2 separate regions of the Homo sapiens genome follow, and region 2 is linked to region 1. A link is an interaction called in ENCODE POLR2A ChIA-PET data of the cell type or tissue named here. Cell type or tissue: PC-9. All regions are shown on one strand. Links, peaks and the distances in the headings refer to the core of each region. The heading gives the core; the rest is flanking DNA. Region 1 overlaps SLC16A12 (solute carrier family 16 member 12). Region 2 has its middle 19 kb from the start of IFIT3.

Evidence for each region. Peaks named below come from ENCODE experiments on the same cell type or tissue, not always from the same donor. Only the 100,000 strongest peaks of a DNase experiment are listed, where the experiment ranks them.
Region 2: POLR2A ChIA-PET joins it to region 1 with 11 read pairs; 5 of 35 experiments call an interaction of 5 or more read pairs at or near these places.

Annotation. Positions count from the first base shown.
Region 1 is chr10:89,428,359-89,438,392 of GRCh38, forward strand. SLC16A12 (solute carrier family 16 member 12) reads right to left here. Exons shown (of 8, transcript NM_213606.4): 7 at 7,702-7,961; 8 at 1,941-4,968. The coding sequence ends at 4,706. Among named protein-coding and RNA genes, the nearest start is that of IFIT5, 19 kb to the left of the region's middle. In PC-9, for the core only: no CTCF peak of the experiment used is centred there; a DNase peak (open chromatin) is centred at 3,743.
Region 2 is chr10:89,341,521-89,351,554 of GRCh38, forward strand. It overlaps a transcript of LIPA not described here. Among named protein-coding and RNA genes, the nearest start is that of IFIT3, 19 kb to the left of the region's middle. In PC-9, for the core only: no CTCF peak of the experiment used is centred there; a DNase peak (open chromatin) is centred at 5,121; H3K27ac peaks cover 3,052 bases.

The DNA of each region.
Region 1 (10,034 bases), core at 613-8,612:
CTGGATTCATCCACCTGCACGTGGGCCGGAACCTCAGGTAACCACACAGAAGCTGCCCCCCAACCTTTCTCCCACTCCCGAACTCTTCCCTACCTTGACCTATACCCACACCTTGCTCTGCCCACAGTTGCAAAAATAAGCTATCCAAGAATGAACATAGGTCTTCATCTTTCGTAGGACAAGGTCCTTGAACTCTTCCATCATTACACTGGTCAGTGGGAAAAGGCCTAACTTGTCATCACAAAAGAAACATATTTATGGAAAAATGTGAAAAGGGCTGCATTTGAAATGCTAATTCTAAAGCCTTTTAGTGCCAACTCAACTCAAAAATAAACTGCTTTTTACTTAATTCTAGACCAATCTTAGGTCCCAGATCCCTCAAAAAGACCTCTGACCCTTAAACAATTAAGAGCAATAATGAGAGTAATAATGATCACTCTCATCTAAACCTCAAAATCCCTTTTCATTGGTTTGACTCTCTTGGGTCAGGAGAGAAAAAAAAAAAAAGCCTCTTTTAACTTATTTAATACAGCCCTGGGCCTCAGGTAGATAGATCCTTAGGGGCTGGGGAGAAAAGGAGAAAATTTTAATCTTCAATTGAGACACTCAAAGCCCATATCAAGAAAGGAGCCCCAATCAGCTTTGTAAGTAATGATGTGGCTCATTAATAGGTGATACTAACCACACATGTCCCCGTTAGCAGGAACAAATTATTCTTGCCAAGTTCAGGCATTCCCTGGCAGCTGAAGGAAACATGAGCTGCCCACATGTTAATATACTTCAAATTGCTTCTCAAGGGAGAGGATAATGGGTAGATAATTGTAGATGTGGGGGGATAGGTACCTCAAGTTCTTTACACTATTCATTCTACTTTTGTATATGTTTGAAAAGTACCATCATGTTTTGTCTTAAATGTCAGTCCTTTTATCATTATTTATATCTTCCCACTCCCCAACCAAATAGTTTTCCGTGCTATGGGACAAAACCTCAGTTATCTGTCATTGGTAGCTACGCTGGCAACAGATATAAAAATCTATTGCTTGACGGAGTTAAAAAAAAAAACAAAAAAAAAACTTTTTTTTTTTTTTACTCAAACTTTCAAGTGTGAGAAAAGAAACTCAGATATCCACCCTGAATTTGTACTATTTCATTTCAGTAAACAATTTCAGAATTAGACCTACTGGGACCAGGAAGGGGAGTGTCAAATAGACATTACCATTTTCATTATCACTGGCAGTGGTGAAGGCAATTCAAAAAGAACTCAACTCCTAACTGAGAAAGCCTGACTTTGGTAATGTGGAAAGCAGACAGTGGAACTAGCTCACTTTTGGGACAAAATATGCTCCCCAATTCACCCCCTCAACCCTAAATGCTCCCCAAAAGAAGCCTGGATCAATCAACAGCAAATTAAACCACTGAGCCTGAAAGTAGTGGTTTTGATAGATCCTCTTGGGAAAACTCTTGGAAATCTCCAATCTAGAATCTTCCTTCAATATTGATTAGAAGACTGAAGCATAATCCAAAGGATTTTATCTGTCCAAGGGAGCGTCGGTTTCCCAACAGCTTCTTGAACCCACATAAGATAATCCAAGTAGGCACAGGGGAAGGACACAGGGCTTCAGCATCAGCAGCATCCCAGTTTTACAGGATTTCACACTAGAGGATACTGAGCTGTGGGAACTGGTGCCTCAGTTTCCACATCTACAAAATGATAATAATAGAGGTCACTATGGGGATTAAATTCGACAATGACAATGCATAGGAAGTGCCTGGCATAATAGCTCACACATTGGAAGAACTCAATAAAGACTTCTGGTTTTTGTAAATCATTTGATTATTTAACACATCTTAAAATGCTGACCACATCTTAGCATGATCCAGACAGGCCCACTCACCATCCAGTCCAAACCTCTTGTCCGAGGGAAAAATGTCTTTCCAAACACAGGACAATAAATTCATTTTATTTTGCTTTTGAAATAAGAAAATATTAGCATAAATATTTCATCTATTAATGAAATTACAATCTGAACAAAAAGCCCAATCATACAGTGTATCTACAAAGTTAGATAATGTCTTCTGATTTTCTACTCAGATAATTCCAAAGTAGAGCTTACAGTAGTAGAAAGAAATATTTAAGATGTAAAATTATCCCACTATAATTTTGTTCTTGATTCCACAAAATACATCATTCCCATGAATTTCTCAGTTTTGAAATAAACAGTATAGACACATGGAACATTAACACTAAAATTCTGTGTAGAAATGTAAAATAGTAGACCTTAAGATGTACATTTTTCTTACTGATTTTCTAAAAATGCTGCCTCAAAAGGGAAAGTAAAATGCAAATCTATGCATGTATAAAGTCAAATCTCCCAAATGTTTTTATACAAAATCTTTAAAATTTCTGATCACTATGCTTATTTTTCATAAATACTTGTAATACTTCACAGAAATTATATTGCAGAACCACATAAACAAAATTTTGTTGTGATCATGATAAAAAATATGTATAAGAATATTTGTAACTATTCATATTTTTAAACATCTTTAGGCTTGAAAATTCAAGAAATGATATTTAGGGCAAAGTGCTATTCCAAACAGATATAACTTCATCTTAACTTTGACATTTTACAGATACCTTCCAATTTTTTTTTTTTGAGATGGAGTCTTGCTCTGTCGCCCAGGGTGGAGTGCAGTGGCATGATTTTGGCTCACTGCAACCTCCACCTCCTGGGTTCAAGCGATTGTCCGGCCTCAGCCTCATGAGTAGCTGGGACTACAGGCGCCCGCCACCACGCCTGGCTAATTTTTTGCATTTTTAGTAGAGACGGAGTTTCACGATGTTAGCCAGGATGGTCTTGATCTCCTGACCTCATGATCCACCCGCCTCAGCCTCCCAAAGTGCTGGGATTACAGGCGTGAGCGACCATGCCCAGTCCCAAATATTTTTAAAATTGCAAATGACAAAGTCAATGGGGTTCAAAACTAAATTCTTAAACTAAGTAAGGAGATAACAGACAACATTTAAATTTGTCTTTGGAAAACAACTATGAAATATTACCATTTTCTCCTATCAGATCAAGTCAGTATTTCATTCTGAAAGCAATGTATTAACATGTGATTTTATGAAATAATCAAGGTATAGGCAAGCTCTCTTGCGGAGCATACACATTAACTCAGGATCATCCTCATTGCTGTTTTTTTTCCCCCAGCACTTGTGAGGCCTTGTAGGGGACAGTGGATTAAATAGCCTTCAGGGTCAAAACAGTTCCTTGACATTTGGATTTTAAACTCCTGGTAATTAAAATTGATTGCATAATTTACTCCTATTACAGGTGTGACACACTGTGAGATTCAGGATTATAATTCTTTGGACTTAAAATGGTTGGAAACAAGCTGGGGGATCTGGACTTTTTCTTCCCTCCATGCCTTCCCTCTTCAATCTGAAGACTCAGAAATTATCCCAAACCATAGAAAAGTGGAGTATTTGAGAATGAATAAACTTATAATCCAATGAGTAGATTTCTAATTATTATCTATAAAGAGATGAAGAGCAGTGGATAGTGGAACAAGAATTAACACAGGGAGAAAGGAATCTCACCTTTAGAATATCTCTAGGATAATATTTTTCAGACAACTGACTCCCTCCAATCCTCTTTTGGGTAATGATAAAACTAAATGTCTGATCTGCAAAGAAAACTCTCACCAGAGACCTGCTGATTCAAGAATTCAGTTCCTGCCCAATTGGAATACTGCCAACATTTTTCCAACCTAACAGGAATGCGTCTGCAGTCTAAGTAAGAGCTTCTTCTCTGAAGGTAAAAGACGGGAAGTTTTGGTGTTGTTGACATTTCAGGTAAGATTGAGAGGTTGTCCTTGTGACTAAGTGTGTTCTGCTAAATTTAGAGTAAGTATTATATGTGATGGTAACAAATGTGAGAGCCTGGAACCCAGTCTTAGGAAAAGAGCTTTCGGTTTCCAGTGGACAATTTCAAATGGATCTTACCAGATGCCCTTTAAGATCTATTCCAACCATGGCATTCCATGATTATTTGGATTCTCATAGTGGTGTCTACCCTTGGGCAGAGGCAAGGGCTGGCTGGAAGACTAAGAGAAAAAAAAAATAAGAGTTTCTTTCTATATTAATCACCACTTTTTGAAGAATCTCAAGTATTCTTTAACAATCCCAAGTAAAACCCTAATGAGAAACTCCACCATGAAAAAGTATGGCATCTTCACTCTTCACCACCACACCCAAGCTGACCTCCCTTCTCTAACCAGAACAAGGTAAGCAAAGCTACACGTTAATGTTTCCATTTTCTTTCTGAGGAGGGAACATGAAGGGCCTGAGACTGGAACAAAGCTGCTGCCCAGTGTCATCTGCTTTGGTTATGCTTTGAAATTATCCCTAATTACAGCTAATTATATCAGCTGTGTCCTTACATTTCTTACAGAGCTATGCCCATTGACCAAAAGATACGAGTTCAGTTATGAGCACAAATCCCAAATGAGAAGGCTCTGGGCTAGTCCAGCTTTCCTTATTATGTGCTGTTTTCCCTTATAAATATTAATATGTTAACAAAACAATAATAATAATTTCCTTGGAAGGCAATCCTTCTGCCAAAATAAAAAGTTTCAGAAACATGAAGAATCTGGTGGCCCCACCTCTCTCAAACCTGAAGATTCTGGGGCTCAAGGCCTTTGGTCATGTGAGGCTGTAGCCAGGCACTGCTGTAGCCACAGGCTCCCCATGTTTCTGATCTAATTCTCTTGCCACAGAATAAGCCACTGATCCATTGGTCCATAGCTGCAGCTTAGGATCAGATTCTTTGGCAATGAACTGCAACTGGGTTTTTCTCATTCTCTTTATAAGTCTAGCAAAGCCAAGCAACACAGAACTAAATATCATTGAAAATCCACAGAGGAGGAATGCTGCAGTGTAGCTGCCGGTGGTATCTACCAGCCGTCCTGTAACAAACAACAGCAAAATTTTATTTTTGAGTTGAAAATTCAATTGCTTACCCACTCTCAAATTCTAATGATTTGTAAGGATAATAATAGATCGATAGCACCACCAATTGTAACTTTGAAACAAAAAGAGGTCACCTAAAAATATTGTGCAGCAACTGAAAAATACATTCTGTTTTCCAGGAAAACTTCTAGAGTGAATTGATTGTTGTTCTGTAAAGTGCTTGGAAAAGCATCATGTACTTAGTAGTCACAACGTAAATATTAGTTACTATTAACCCCATGAAATCTGGTAAAAAGATAAAAATAGCATCATTTAAATTATTAAGGTTGGAATAATTTACCTAGGGTGTTAAGAGAACATATTTGTACAAAATGCCAGTAGTATTCACAGCACCCATACACTGTTTTGAGTAACATGACATGCTTCAAAGCAGTATCACATTTTCAACTGGATTCAGTCATTGTACTCTATCCAGTTTGAAAATCAGAACTTTCAGCTATTTTAGCAGTTGCAAATGCAAACTAGCTTTTTTTTCTTTATCTCTTGTTGCAACAAATTAATCTCAATATCTATCTCAGCTCTAAATTTTGAGGAAAACCGGGCATATGATATGCAAAATAGGGTCCACAATGACAGAAAACCAGTGGAATAACATTATACTTCGTCAGGCAATTATTTTATAATTAACAAAGGTTTTTTTAAATTCCTTCAAACTTTCCTTATCTGCCAAGAAAACCCACCAGAGAAGTATATGATTTCTTCTCTTACCCACTTCAGATCCATTCGTCAAAAATAGCATGTAGAAGTTGTTATAAGCCCCACAAAATTTCCTGAATTTAAACTGCTCTCAAATATTTTAGTTATTGTTTGATTTACTTGTGCAATTCTATAGCACCAAACAAAAAAGACTGAGTACACAGTTGTCATTTGAAAGGTAAATAAATAAGAAAATGATACAATAAGAATTAATCCTCGAATTTCCAGTAATGAGTATCATGTCTGATTTGCCAATGAAGGCCACGAACTGAATCCCAATTTCATTTGTGTCCTGTGACCTTTGATAGAATGACACTGTTTCTAAAGGTTGGTGAGCACTAAAATAAGCTATGAAAGGAGGATGTGGGAATATTTTGGGGGCAGTTTTCAAAAATGGAGCATTAAACATAAAGATCTGTATCATGGAGTTCAAACTGAACAGGGTTTTGTCATCTGCACCACTCAAGCGGCCACAATTTCCCCTAGTTTGCTGTTTTTATTCCACCCCAATTGCTGGATTTGGAAATAGCCTGAAACTGTCTATTCACAATAATAGCTAATAGCAGAAACTCTGCCTTCCTCAAAAAAATTCCTGCCTTCTTTCTAGGCAAAGTTTTGGGTTATTTCTCTTTTGCCTGTCTTCAGAGAACTTGTTCACTCTCTCAGTTTTAATTTAGGCAGATAATAATATGGAACAGTCATTCTCAATATTTACCTCGCATGAGCATCACAACAAAGCTGGTTGAAAATGCAGATTTCTGGAACTCATCCTCAACATTCAGATCACAGGTGGGAGTGTCAAGGAATCTGCATTTTTAACAAGGTCCCTAGGAGACTCTGATGCAGGTGGTGTAGACCACATGCTTTAGGAAGGAGAAACAGCTTCTGACCTGTTTACTCCTGTCTCTCCAGCATGATAAACACAATGCTAGTTACACATGCAATATGTATTTGTTGAATTACTTGTTTAATGCATACAATAAATATTTGTCAAATTGTTTAATCATGCTTCACTCTATAGCATTTTAGAGTTTATAAAACATTCTATGTGCTTTATATGATGATTCCCAAATCTATATATAAACCAGGCCATCCACTAAAGCTCATATTTCATCTTTAAACAGCTCTATTGAGCATTTTTACCTGTATATTTCAGAAATCTCAACATATCTAAAAACCATATTCATTATTTTTCAGGCAAAGCCACTTTCTCGAATTTCCTTATTTTCTCAACCATGACATTATTTTCTAAGTCATCCTTGACTTCTTTCTCTCATTCACCTCTGTATGCTAAATTCTGCTGAATTTTGTTTTGAAAACTTCTTCCTTGCCCCCAGAGCTCATCTTTATTTCTGCTGCAGCAGCCCTAGCTCAGGCGTTTATCAGCTGCCTCCTAAACTATTAGAATGGAATCTTAGCTACCTCTCTCCTAAGTTACTAGATCAATTGCTAGATCACATTTTCTAACATATATACTTTACCATATTATCCTTTTACATAAAAACTTTAATACTATCCACAGTCTCTGAAGAATAGAGCCCAGTTCCTCTGTCTGGCACCCAAAACACTCCACTATGACACTGGCGTTTATAATTTCAGCCTCATCACCCACTGCCCCCTGTTGGAATCCTGTTCTCCCCTGAGACTTCCCTCTGAATGCACCCTACTTATTTATAAGGCTGAACAACTGCTCCATCCCCCTGCTCCCATCATTAATATGGAAAGGAATCAAGACCCTAATTTGGGACTTACTCTTTCCAGGTAGGCTAAGGTTCTTACTTGGTTGGAAGAAGATTATAAAACAAGGATGTAGGTGGGACCATGATGGTTTTGGGGGCTCTTATATCCCTTTTCTCTTTCACTCTTCCCCAACTCTCTTGACAGTCCTTCTCATTGACTGCATGTGGGTTTGCTGTTTTCACATCAATATGCCAAAGAGAAAAGGTGGTTGGGGTTTCTCTCTGGAAACTTACCTGCGATGGGTGGGCTCACCAAGTATGGCACTGCGTGAAGGAAGTATACCACACCAAGCGCTGATGACAAAGAGGTGGTCCCCACTATCTCTGTGGTCACTACTGGGATCAAAGTCACATAGGCACCATCAAAGTAGCCAAAGGTACAAGAGAAAGGCACGAGCAGAGGGAGACTTTGAAGCATTGGGAGGCAGAGATAGCAGAGCCCATCCATTCCCACGGCAAAGAGGTAGCAAACATACTGGTAATTCTTCAGACACCTGTAGATTTGAAGAACAAGAATAAGTGCAGGAGGTACACATTCTGTAAAAGAGCTTTAGAGCCACGGCTATGCAGCAGTAAGCATTGCAGTTATTTACAGAGATGGCTTTCCCATTGTGTGTTATGTATGCTGTCTTCCTATCTTTCTTTTTTGCAAATGCAAGAATTCATCTCTCCAGGAAGCATGGTGTGGTAGAAAGAATATATACTTCAAAATTAGAAAGGTAGAATATTAAAACTAGTCCTGCCACCCACTGCCTGCCTAACTCAATTTCTTTAGCTATAAAATGGAAAGGTTACTTATCTCACAGGGTTACTCTGAAATTAGTCGTGAAATAAAATAGAAATAAAATGTAAAATGGGGTCTCCAATCTTTTGGCTTCCCTGGGCCACATTGGAAGAAGAAGAATTGTCTTGGGCCACACATAAAATAAACTAACACTAATGATAGCTGATGAAAAAAAGAAAGAAAGGAAAGGAAAGGAGGAAGGAAGGAAGGAAGGAAGGAAGGAAATAAGGAGAAAGAAAGAAAAGAAAGAAATAAAGAAAAAGAAAGAAAGAAAGAAAGAAAGAAAGAAAGAAAGAAAGAAAGAAAAAGAAAGAGTGCATAAATCTCAAAATGTTGTAAGAAAGTTTACAAATTTGTGTTGGACCACATTCAAAGCCATCCCAGGCCACAGGCAGCCCATGTGCCACAGGTTGGACAAGCTTGATGTAAAGGATCAGAAGGGTAATTTTCCTAGCAGTCTACCTTATTAGATACTTTTAGGTATGTTATCCATTGGTATCTGGCATGTCATAGATCATAAATACTCAATAACCCAAGTGGTTACACAAAGGGGAAACTGTAATACAAAGACATTAAAATGATTTGCCAGAGATGATGGAGGTCTTGGACTAGGATGAAGTCTAATATATTTCAAGATCTCCCAAGTGGTATTCCCATTAATTTTCCTGATAACTCCAAACCCATTTATGATACCAATAATTTCAAAGAATCTGTATAATGTCAGCTCCAACAGCTTATGCTTTACAAACATTTTTCTACTCACAGCCTCATTTGAACATCACAAAATAGTATAAGGTCAACAGGCAAATATTGCACTGGCTCATTTTACAGATAGAGATCATTGTGGATCTGAGGGTTAGGTGACTTTCTGTAGGTCACAGGGTTAATAAGGAGCAAAGCCAGTGCAAGAACTTAGGTCTAGTATGCCTCAGAGTAGAGATGCCTCCATTAGACCTACACCTGGCTGCTTCTTGCTGAGTTATTTGATTGTGAAAATAGGTAATCTTTGCTCTTCCACTTCTTCTTTAACCATTAAAAATGTGGAATCAATACTAAATATCATATTCATAACACTGGAGAATGGCAGTTGGATCCTGATTAATTACCAAAAACATAATTTGTGAGAAGCTACATGATGGTATTAGCCCTGCAGGTCATATCTCAAGTGTGAATGGTTCATCATTTAGGAGAATATGAGTAGCCTGCACTCTTCAGTCCAAACAGATGAGCATTTGCTGAAGAAATTACTTGGTAGATTTCTTATAACTTTGGTTTCTAAGCCTGCAATTACAAGGAAATTACTTGCAATTTGCATTGTCAAACATGAATATGTGGCTACAGACAATGTGTTATCATTGCACCTGGCCCTCCTGCCTAAACTGAATTCTGCTCCTTTTTCCATTGCCAGTCAGGACTGGTTCAAAAGAAACTAACACCACCACACCCAGCCAAAAGTTGTCTTGCTTGAGGACTGACTTGTCTTGGGATGGAATTAAATCTACCGCCAGAACTTGTAGTTACCCTAGGCTTCTGCAATTTAGACACATCTGGCCCATGACATCTTTTTGTACTACCTGTGAATTAAGAACGGTTTTTCCGTTTAAAAATGGTTGGAAAAAATCAAAAGAACAATATTTTGTGACACATGAAAATTATAAGAGAAATTCACATTTCAGTGTGCATAAAGTCTTATTGGAACGTAGCCACTCTCTTTTGTTTACATATTGTCTGTGGCTGTTTTGTACTATAATAGCAGAGTTGGGTAGTTATGATGAACACTTGG
Region 2 (10,034 bases), core at 1,224-9,223, 86 kb before region 1:
GAAAGGTAAAAGTATATAAATGTATAAGATGATCATTTGAACACTTTCCTTTTAAATTCCTTATCCCCTAGGAATTAATGTAATATTTGAAATAAATTCTGAAATGATTCCCTAGCTGATTTAACACCTGGAAACTTGCTTGTAGGTTCATAAGTGGCAGAAAGACTGTGGCCCTAAAGGAGTTCATCTCTCAGAATTTAGAATATAGACCCTACACCAGGAACCCATAAAGAGTTGCCCTCTGGTATTCACAGACATAGTATATGCACCTTGGACCATTTCCAAACTCAAAGATCCAGACCTGCTAGGGATTTTGGGTTTTGCCAAGGCATTATACCGTATTAAGAGGCTAACATAGTACATCATGGTGACTATAGTTAATAATGATATGTTGCATACGTGAAAATTGCTGAGAGAGTAGATTTTGTGTTCTCACTACAAAAAGAAAGGTAAGTAGCTGAGGTAATGCATATGTTAAATAATTTGATTTAGCCGTTCCACAATGTATACATATATTAAAACATGCTATACACCATAAATATATACAATTTTTACATGTCAACTAAATTTTTACTTTGTATTAAAAAAGGCTAATGGGGGGTAACTGCAGCTAATGAATAAACATCCAATAGGTCCAGCATTCCCATGTCAAGTGTCCTCTGCCTGTCATCCTTTATACAATAATTCTAATGAAATGCTAGATGGAATGGGACATACCACTCAAGAATACCACAGATGATCACCCTTAAGATATTATAAGATGGGCAGAGAGCACAGACTTCCACTCTTAACTCTTGCCTGGCTGATCACAAATCATATCCCAGCCCAGGTCCAGGGACCTACTTGCTTCCTTACAAACGAGGAGACCCTGGTTCTAAGACTTTTGCTGAGAGCAGAAATAACCTCCCCCATCCTCCTGCTCCTTAAACAAAAGAACCTTTAGGGCAATTGTCTAAAAGGAAACAACATACCAGAAATACAATTCCTGGGTTAAAGCAAGCAAAGCTGCTTTTCTAATAACTCCCATTTTCTATGCATACCCTGGGTCCAGCATTCCATCTTCCAGGTATGGTTAGAAAAGAGATCAGACCTTAGTGACTGCTGGTGAAGTGAATTGCATGCTGCAGCCCCTCATCAGCATCTTTGTACAGCTCAGTTTCGTGTTTTCTGCAGAATCAGGAGCTGACAATCAAAATGGCCCCTCACTCACATTCATTGGTCAGACTGGGCTTGTGATAACAATTTAGACTAATCACTGACAAGCAGGGATGGGGAGCACTGAAGTCAGCTATTGGCTGTGTCCCGGAGCAGTTGGGCATTCTGCCACTGGATGCTGCTTTTGTAATCTTGTCATATGACAAAGCATTATGATGTTCTTTTGTTTTCCTTGGATTGGCTTAAGGGCTGGTGAGAAGCAGGAAATATTCTGCCATGGGAAGTCTACTGACCTGCAAAAATTTATCAAAATACACAGAAGCAGGAATGGAAGGTGGAAAAATTACAAACTGTGATAATCAGCTCCAAGAGCATGTAGGGGTAAAAGGAGGTAGGTAATACCTCTCCTTACTCATTGTAAGAGTCATGGCTGACACTCCTATAACAAAAGACAAGTTAACAAGAGAAAAGCATAACAAATTTACTTAATCAAAGTTTTATGTGATATGAGAGCCTTCAGAAATGAAGACCCAAAGATCCAGGGAAAACTGTTTTTGTGCTTAGGTTCCATGAAGAATGGGCAGCTCTGTAGAGATGTGTTTGGACAAGAGTATGATCTAATGGTAATAGACTGGGTTCAAATTCTTCTTGGACTCTCTGTGTAGCATTTCTTCTTTGCAAGTATGGGGCAGGATTCCTCTGGATTAAGGGTCTTCAAATGAGAAGGGAGAAGGGAGAGAGTGACCTTCCTAAGTTTTATGGCTTGCTTTGGGGAAAGGGCTTCTAGTTTCTATCATTGTCTTGCGGAAGAGGAATTCTAGTTTCCATGGTTCACTCCAGGGGAGAAAGAAGCATGAAAGACAAGAGGGCAGGAGAAGGTCAAAGAGATCTTTCTTCGGAGGCCCTTCCAATGTCTTTCAGTTCAAAGTACTCAGCACACCGAGGCGCTATACTTTGGGCATCATGTTCTGAGAGCCAACAGCTACAGTGAAGAAGTATGAGAGCAGTCACTGAGTAGGGAGGGAGCTTTCAACTAACTTAGAGGAGCAGGGCCTGACCCTAGCAAGCATTCCTGGGGCCTCCCGATTGCCATATGGGGCAGTACTTATGTGTGGGACAGTGATATGAGGAGCTACACTCAGGAAGCTTCCTGATCTCAATTTTTATTATGATTTGTTTCTGATTTGGGATCTTCCTAACTGAATTAAAGAACTTATATTAATTTCTAGCTTAATTCAGGCAGGAGTTAGTCCAAGTATCATTCGACAAACTTTATTAATCTTTTAAAAGTGCCTTGGCTTTGGGTTTAGACCTATTTCAACCTCACCTCCACCACTTAGTATCTCTACAGTGTTGGGAAAAATCACCTAACCTCTGTGACCCTAAGATATTCCTACATAAAACCTGGGAATAATAAATTATACCTCACAGAAGATTAAATGTGTTTCCTTACAAGCATTATGGTAGACCAGATATACACAGAACAAAAAGCCTGTGTATCACAATGAAAAATGCTATATAATCTGCAAAACATATTTTTTAAATGCACAGCTGCATTTATAAGAGAGTAAGGAATTCCCTGAAGTCCAGAAATGACAGGAAAGTGAAAATCCACCAGAATAAGCATGTGTTCATTTGTGTTGGTGATCTACATCACTTTCTCATGGACTACATTACATTATGAAGGAGATGGAAGACAAAGTCTGGGGCCTGCACGTGGTACATTGTATCATAGAACTCACATAAAACCAGGACCCATTCAGAGGTTAAACTGGAGAACAAACTCCTTGCAGACGTAAATGATGGGGCTACACATGCCTGTTTTTGGCTTTGGCCCTAAGTAAAGCAGGGAGGAAAAAAAGTCATTGATAATTTCTAATCTTAAGTGGAGAAGCATGATTGTTTTGGGCTGAAATTCTCACTATCCATGCGGCAAGAAAAAAAAAAAAAAACCTCAAGTAGAAAATTTCATTTTAAGCAATTCTGGCTTGGTAGTGCTCCCATGCACCTAACAAAAGCAAATAAAAACACCCCTCAAAGGGAAACACTTTTTACATAGTTCTCAAAGAATTTCCAAGTTTGATAAAGTTCCAAGGAATATCAGGTCATAATACAAAATCAAAGAATACACACAAATAAATAAGCCACAATGTGCAAAAGTTGCCAGATAATAAACGATAAGCCAGAGCAACAAAACTGCAGATATTGTAATTGAATAGAGAATAAAAAAGAATGTATTTAGTACACTTTGGGAGGCCGAGGCAGGTGTATCACTGAGGACAGGAGTTAGAGACCAGCCTGGCCAACATGGTAGAACCCGGTTTCTACTAAAAATACAAAAATTAGCAAGGCATAGTGGCGGGCATCTGTAATCCCAGCCACTTGGGAGTCTAAGGCAGGAGAATGGCTTAAACCTGGCAGGTAGAGGTTGCAGTGAGCCGAGATCGCACCACTGCACTCCAGCCTGGGCAACAGAGTAACTCTGTCTCAATAAAAAAAAAAAGAATGTATTAGTGTATTTAGTAAATTTCAAGATAAAGAAAGAAAAAATTAAGTTTTAACAAAGGAATAGGCCGGGCGCAGTGCCTCATGCCTGTAATCCCAGCACTTTGGGAGGCTGAGGTGAGCAGATTGCCTGAGGTCAGGAGTTCAAGACCAGCCTGGCCAACATGGTGAAAACCCATCTCCACTAAAAATACAAAAATTAGCCAGGTGTGGTGATGGGTGCCTGTAATCTCAGCTACTCAGGAGGCTGAGGCAGGAGAATCTCTTGAACCCAAGAGACAGAGGTTGCAGTGAGCTGAGATCATGCCACTACACTCTAGCCTGGGTGACAGGTCGAGACTCCATCTCAAAAAATAAATAAATAAATAAATAAATAAATAAATAAATAAAGGAACAATAGTGTATTAAATTTGATTAGGCATATTTGCACAAGAACCAAACAAAACTTAGAAATATAAAAACTAAAATAATAGAAATTAGAAACTCAAAGGATTTGTTGAAAAGTAATTTATACACAGCTGAAAAGCATTTATTGATTTAGAAGACAGATTCGAAGAAACTACTCAGAATGCAGCACAGAAAAACAGTGAGATGGAAAATCAACAGAGATATTCAGGGACATGGAGAACAAAGTGAGGAAGTTAAAATGCATGTGATCAGAGTTGCAGAAGAACAAATAAAAGGGAATGGAGGAAAGGCAATAGTTGAAGAGACAATGACCGAAATTTTCGGAATTAATGAAAAATGCTAATCCTCAAATACATGAATTTCACAAAAGATCACCCAAGCAGATGTCACCTAAAAACATAGTAGTATCTTTTAAGTGCCTTTGAGGCAGAAAGATTTTTAAAACGACAAAAAACAGAAGAAATATCTGTGAAGGAATTGGTATTAGGTTAAGCTCAGACTTCTCAATAGCAACCAAAACACAGTGGGAAATAGTTTCAAAATGCCAAGAGAAAATAATTGTCAGCCTATAATTTGACTTTTTAACCCTTTTTATTTGAAATGATTTTAGACTTAAAGTTGTAAAAATGGTGCCCAGAATTCCCATATACCCTTTACGCAGCTTCCCATCATGTTAACACCTTACATAAACATAGAATAATCTTTAAGACAGGAAACTAACAGTGACAACATATAATCAACTAATCTACAAGTCTTGTTCAAATTTTACCAGTTGTCCCACTAATATTCTTTTTCTAGTTCAACATCCAACCTGGGATCTTCCCCAAAATGACCTTTGTTCACAGTGTCATAATTCACCCTGCAACACAAGCTCTGCTCAACTAGAGTTTGATGAATAAAATGATTTTCTCTTTGCCATGGTCCCTTTATATGAATATCTCATAAAGCATAAAGGTCAGGGTGGTTCCTGTTAGAATATTCACTTCCCTTGATTTCCTGCCAAATATCATTTCACAACCCTCCTGAGCTCCCTCTTGATTATAAAGGGAAAGACATTGACTCCAGTCTGACGCAATAAACAGAAGAGTTTTTGATGACCCTGCACCTTCTTTTCTTCTGATTTATGTGGAACATACCAGCAACAAAATCCTGAACCAAGATCCACCAGGGGATGGACAGGTGTCCTAGGTATGCCCAAGAATGATGCAACATCCCCAGCCATGCGCATGATGGCTGAGGAATCTGGGGACAGCTATTGTGTGGAAAGAAAATCTTACAAAGGGAAATCCTCATAGGAAATTGCGTAGGTTGGAGAAAGAGCCACACTCAGTCAGGCTTAGCCTGTCTTTTCTCTCCTTTGGTCTCCCAGAGGGAGCTGTTATATTCTAATAGCCTGCTGCATTGTTTTTTTCTAAAGAGAATTCTAGGAAATTGACATCAGGGTCTCCAAGACTACCCCTAGATTTGATGATTCACTGGAAAGATGAGCAGGATTCAACATATGGTCATACTCACAGCTAAGCCTTATTATAACAAAAGTATACAGAGCAAAATTAGCACAGACAAAAAGTGCATGGGGCCAAGTCCAAAGAAAATCAGGTATAGGTTTCCAAGAGGGCCGGTAGAGTCATCAGGTTGTGCTTAATTCCTCCAGCATCAAATTGTGACAACACATGTGAAGCCAGTTAGACTGTGTGCCCAAGGGTTTTACTGGGGACTGATCATGTATGCACCCTCTGCCTAGCATGTACCAAAATTCCAGACTTCGAGAAGGAAAGCAAGTGTTAGCATAAACTCCATCATTTGCATAAACAGTCTTAGCATAGTAAGCCACCCATATCATTTATAGAATAGCTAGAAAACTTAAAAATCCAAGTTCCCTGATGTTAGCCAAGGGCCAACCTTGCAAGCAAGTCTTTCTAAAGATAACAGTTTCAAACTTGCCATGCTAACTCTGCATGGTCCATCCCCTTAGTCCTTAGCAAGGCAACTTTATAGTAAAATTATTATTTCTAGGATCTCTGTCAGTATTGATCTCAGTTTTTTCCAATACATTCAGTATTTATCCTCTTTTAAGGATCCTGAATTTAGCCAGCTTAAACAAATCTGATTAATTATAAAGGTCTATCTTAGAAGTCCAGAGAGCTTCCTCCGTACATGTCTATATTAAACTTTTAACCTGGTGGCACATCACAGCTGAGGCCAGGAAAGTAAAGTGGACCTGATCACCTTCCTGGGCTGAGACAGTGTCATGACAGTCAGGTACACACAGACACAAAGCACAATCCCAGAGGACATGCATGGCAGCCCAAGCGGGACATGCCTTAGGCAGTACAGGTTTACAACCCCCACCATGTGGCCTTCCATGGTGAGGCCTACCACCGTAAGGTTTCCATCCCAGTCCAAAAAATACACTGAAGTCCTTGCTTTCAGAGGAACTGCCTTCAAGCTATCAGTTCCAAACACAGGAGTGAGGAAGACATCTGAGGTTTTCTGGATGGAAAGTTCCAGAGTGGATCCCCACCTCCAACCCCAGTGCTGTCTGTTGTGCTCAGAGGCTCAGCAATCTGAATTCAAAGCATTAAGTAGGAGTTTGGAAAGACAGCGTGGGAAGATTTCCGTCAGACAGAAGGGAAATCTTCCAGGAACAGTTCTGAAAAACAAAAAGATTGTTAATGACTTCCTCTCCTTTATGCCTCCCTGGGGGCTGAGTTTCTATTTTTTTCCATTGCGACAAAGTCAGAGAGTCCTATTCAGCAATCATATATTTTTGTTCAGTTATATCCCATTCTCACGCAGATCTTTCAACTGGAAAAAGTGTATACAAAAAGGACAAAAGGACTTTCACCAAAAAAACATTTTCATGCAATTTAAGCATAAAGAGGTATCATGCTCACATTGTCTGCTACTGAACAAAACTGGGGTCCACTTGCCCAGCCCAGTAAAGCCAAACACCCACAGTGGGGTTTTGCAACAAGAGAAAGGAGGGCATTTGTTTGCGGGTTGCCATGCAAGGAGAATCCCGCAGCTCACGCTTAAGACCCTATTTTTGGTTTCTATAGAGAACCAAACATCACCTGACTCTAACTTCCTTGGCTGTTGTTGTAAGCTATTATTACCTTCTTGCTTATCAGCTTGCAAACTTACTTCTCAGGGCCCGGTAGTGCCTGGAATTTCCCTTGAAGGAACTTGAGATTTTCCTTTATTTCCATGCCTGCGTGGGGGTCCTGGCAGGCCACTAAGAAGGAGTCCCTGCTCCATCTTATGTCCAGAATGAAATCCTGAATTTTCAAAAACTTTCAAAATTGGCTAACATAAACTCCCACCTCTTTCATCCAAATTATACACTGAGCCTAGAAATTAGTAATCCTTTTCTGGGGTCAATTGCATTTAATAATCAAACTTCTAAGGTCAGGAAATGCCACTCCAAAATATATCACTTTGGACTTCAAAATGAAGGCACTTGAGAAATAGCAAATGCAAGACAGGATTTTCTCTGAGCTCCCTTTATCTGCATAAAGATAGACCCTCCAAAAGGAACTCAGATGTCATGAATCCCTTCCCAGGGAATCTTATCAACCAGGAAGATTAAACTTGGTTCACTGGAGAGAACACTGGAGGTTGACCCCGTGTCCAGACAGACTTCGTCACAGGCTGTCACATATTCTTCTGAGGGCCCATTCATTTTTCATCAAAACAATTTACTCCCCCTAAGTAAGTTGCCTACATCTCCCCTCCCCTCTCCTTTAAAAAGAGGGTATATAAGCTTCTTGATCTCACTGGGTTTGGGGCGTTAACTTTCCTTTCATATGATGCCCCATGCACGTAATAAGTTTGTATACCTTTTGTTCTGTTAATCTGCCAGTTTTCAGTTTATTTCATAGATTCAATTATCAAGCCCTCAAAAGATATAGGGAAAATGTGTCCTCCCCCTACCTTACTAAGGTGTGTGTGTGTGTTAGGACAAAAGTGAGGGATGTAGATTCAGGCTGTCAGATCATTTTCACAGATTGAAACTAATTGGGAAAGTTGAAAAGAGCAAGTCAACAGCAATGAGATAGTCTCAAGATGGGGAGAGTCCAGTCTGTCAGGAGTGGTTGGAGGGGTTACACTCCCTGTGATGTGTCCTCCTCCAACTTACAGCTTTCAACAGGGATTATAAATCAGTAATGCAATTAGCCTCTGTATCATGAAGGGGCTCAGACTATGCCACCCCAAAACATGCCATTTTGACATAAGAATTATTTTGAGTTAAAGGGAATTGAAAAAAAGCAGACGCAGGATGAGTTGTCTGCCCTACTTCTGTCTGCCTGAAAGCAGAATATAAACGTCTCTTGTGATGGTATCCCCAACCCCTACTTCCATTCAAGAAACGGGATAACAACCTTATCACTGGACAAAGTCTACACAAACAAATCTTAGTAACTAGCCCTCATCTACCATTAGTTTCCCCAAATATTTGTCTTTGCACAATTTGACACCCCTCAAAGTTCAAAGTTCCTTCTTTTTTGTCTGGCCACTTCTCTACAAATGTATTGTTATTTTGTTAAGATGCTCAATAAGTCTGAAGTTCTAGCCACTTCTTTCACTTGCTCATCACTGAGTTCTCTGGTGTGAAGAGACTGATGGGGTTCAGGAGGATATGATATTTATTAATTATTTAGGTGCACCGGCCCAGTCAGATTAACATCTAAAGGACTGAGCCCTGAACAAAGAGTGAAGTTACCTTTTTTTTTAAGACGGAGTCTTGCTCTGTGGCCAGGCTGGAGGGCAATGGCGCAATCTCGGCTCACTGCAAGCTCCGCCTCCCAGGTTCAAGCGATTCTCCTGCCTCAGCCTCCCGAGTAGCTGAGACTACAGGCGCATGCCACCAGGTCCAGCTCATTTTTTGTATTTTTAGTAGAGAAGGGGTTTCACCATGTTGCCCAGGATGGTCTCGAACTCCAGACCTCGTGATCCGCCCACCTCAGCCTCCCAAATTGCTGGGATTATAGGTGTGAGCCACCGTGCCTGGCCTGAAGTTACCTTTTAAGCATTTCTTGCAGGGGGTTGGGGGGAGATCTGTGCAGGGGGAAGGATACTACAGAAGAGAGAAACAAAGGCAGTTATTCAATTGAGACATGCATTACATCATTTCTTACTTTTTAAGGAAAAGCATGTTTTGCGACTTGAGTTTATCTGTCTAGTGAACTTGCAGTTGCATAGCTAGGGAAACAGAGTCTTCACAATGCCTGGGAAGGGAGGAGAGATAAGGCTTACTAGCCACAGAAAAACAGGCAGTTAATTTTTTAAAGGACTCCAGTTCTTTCTCTTTCTCAGGGGGAGTTGGGTTTTCTTACATACAACTGAGTTTTTGCTTACACACTCTTTCATTTCTTTTAATTTCTGTTTCAGTAGGGCCCCAGCCTATGAACCTAAGACGGGAAGAGGAAATAATGTTTGCTGAGCCAGGCGCAGTGGCTCACGCCTGTAATCCCAGAACTTTGGGAGGCTGAAGTGGGCGGATCACTTGAGCCCAGGAGTTTGAGATCAGCCTGGGCAGCATGACAAAACCATGTCTCTATAAAAAATACAAAAATTAGCGAGGTGTGGTGGCACATGCCTGTAGTCCCAGCTACTCAGGAGGCTGAGGTAGGAAGACGGCTTGAGCCCAGGAGGTTGAGGCTACAGTCAGCTGTAATCATGCCACTGCACTCCAGCCTGGGCAACAGAGCAGAAACCCTGTCTCAATAAAAATCTTTAATGCACAGAATGGTTTTTTTCCTCTCCTACAATCATAAATATGTAATCAGCAACTGGATTTCAGATGGCCTAATCAGAGAAAAATCCAAATAGTCCAGAAAAGCCCAAAAAGTATCCATGACGATTTTATAAATTAGGGCTCCACAGAGCAGTGATTTGCAAGGATCCCAGAATCTGAGTTCTGTCCACAGAGCCTATGTCTGCTTTCAGTTCAGCACAACACA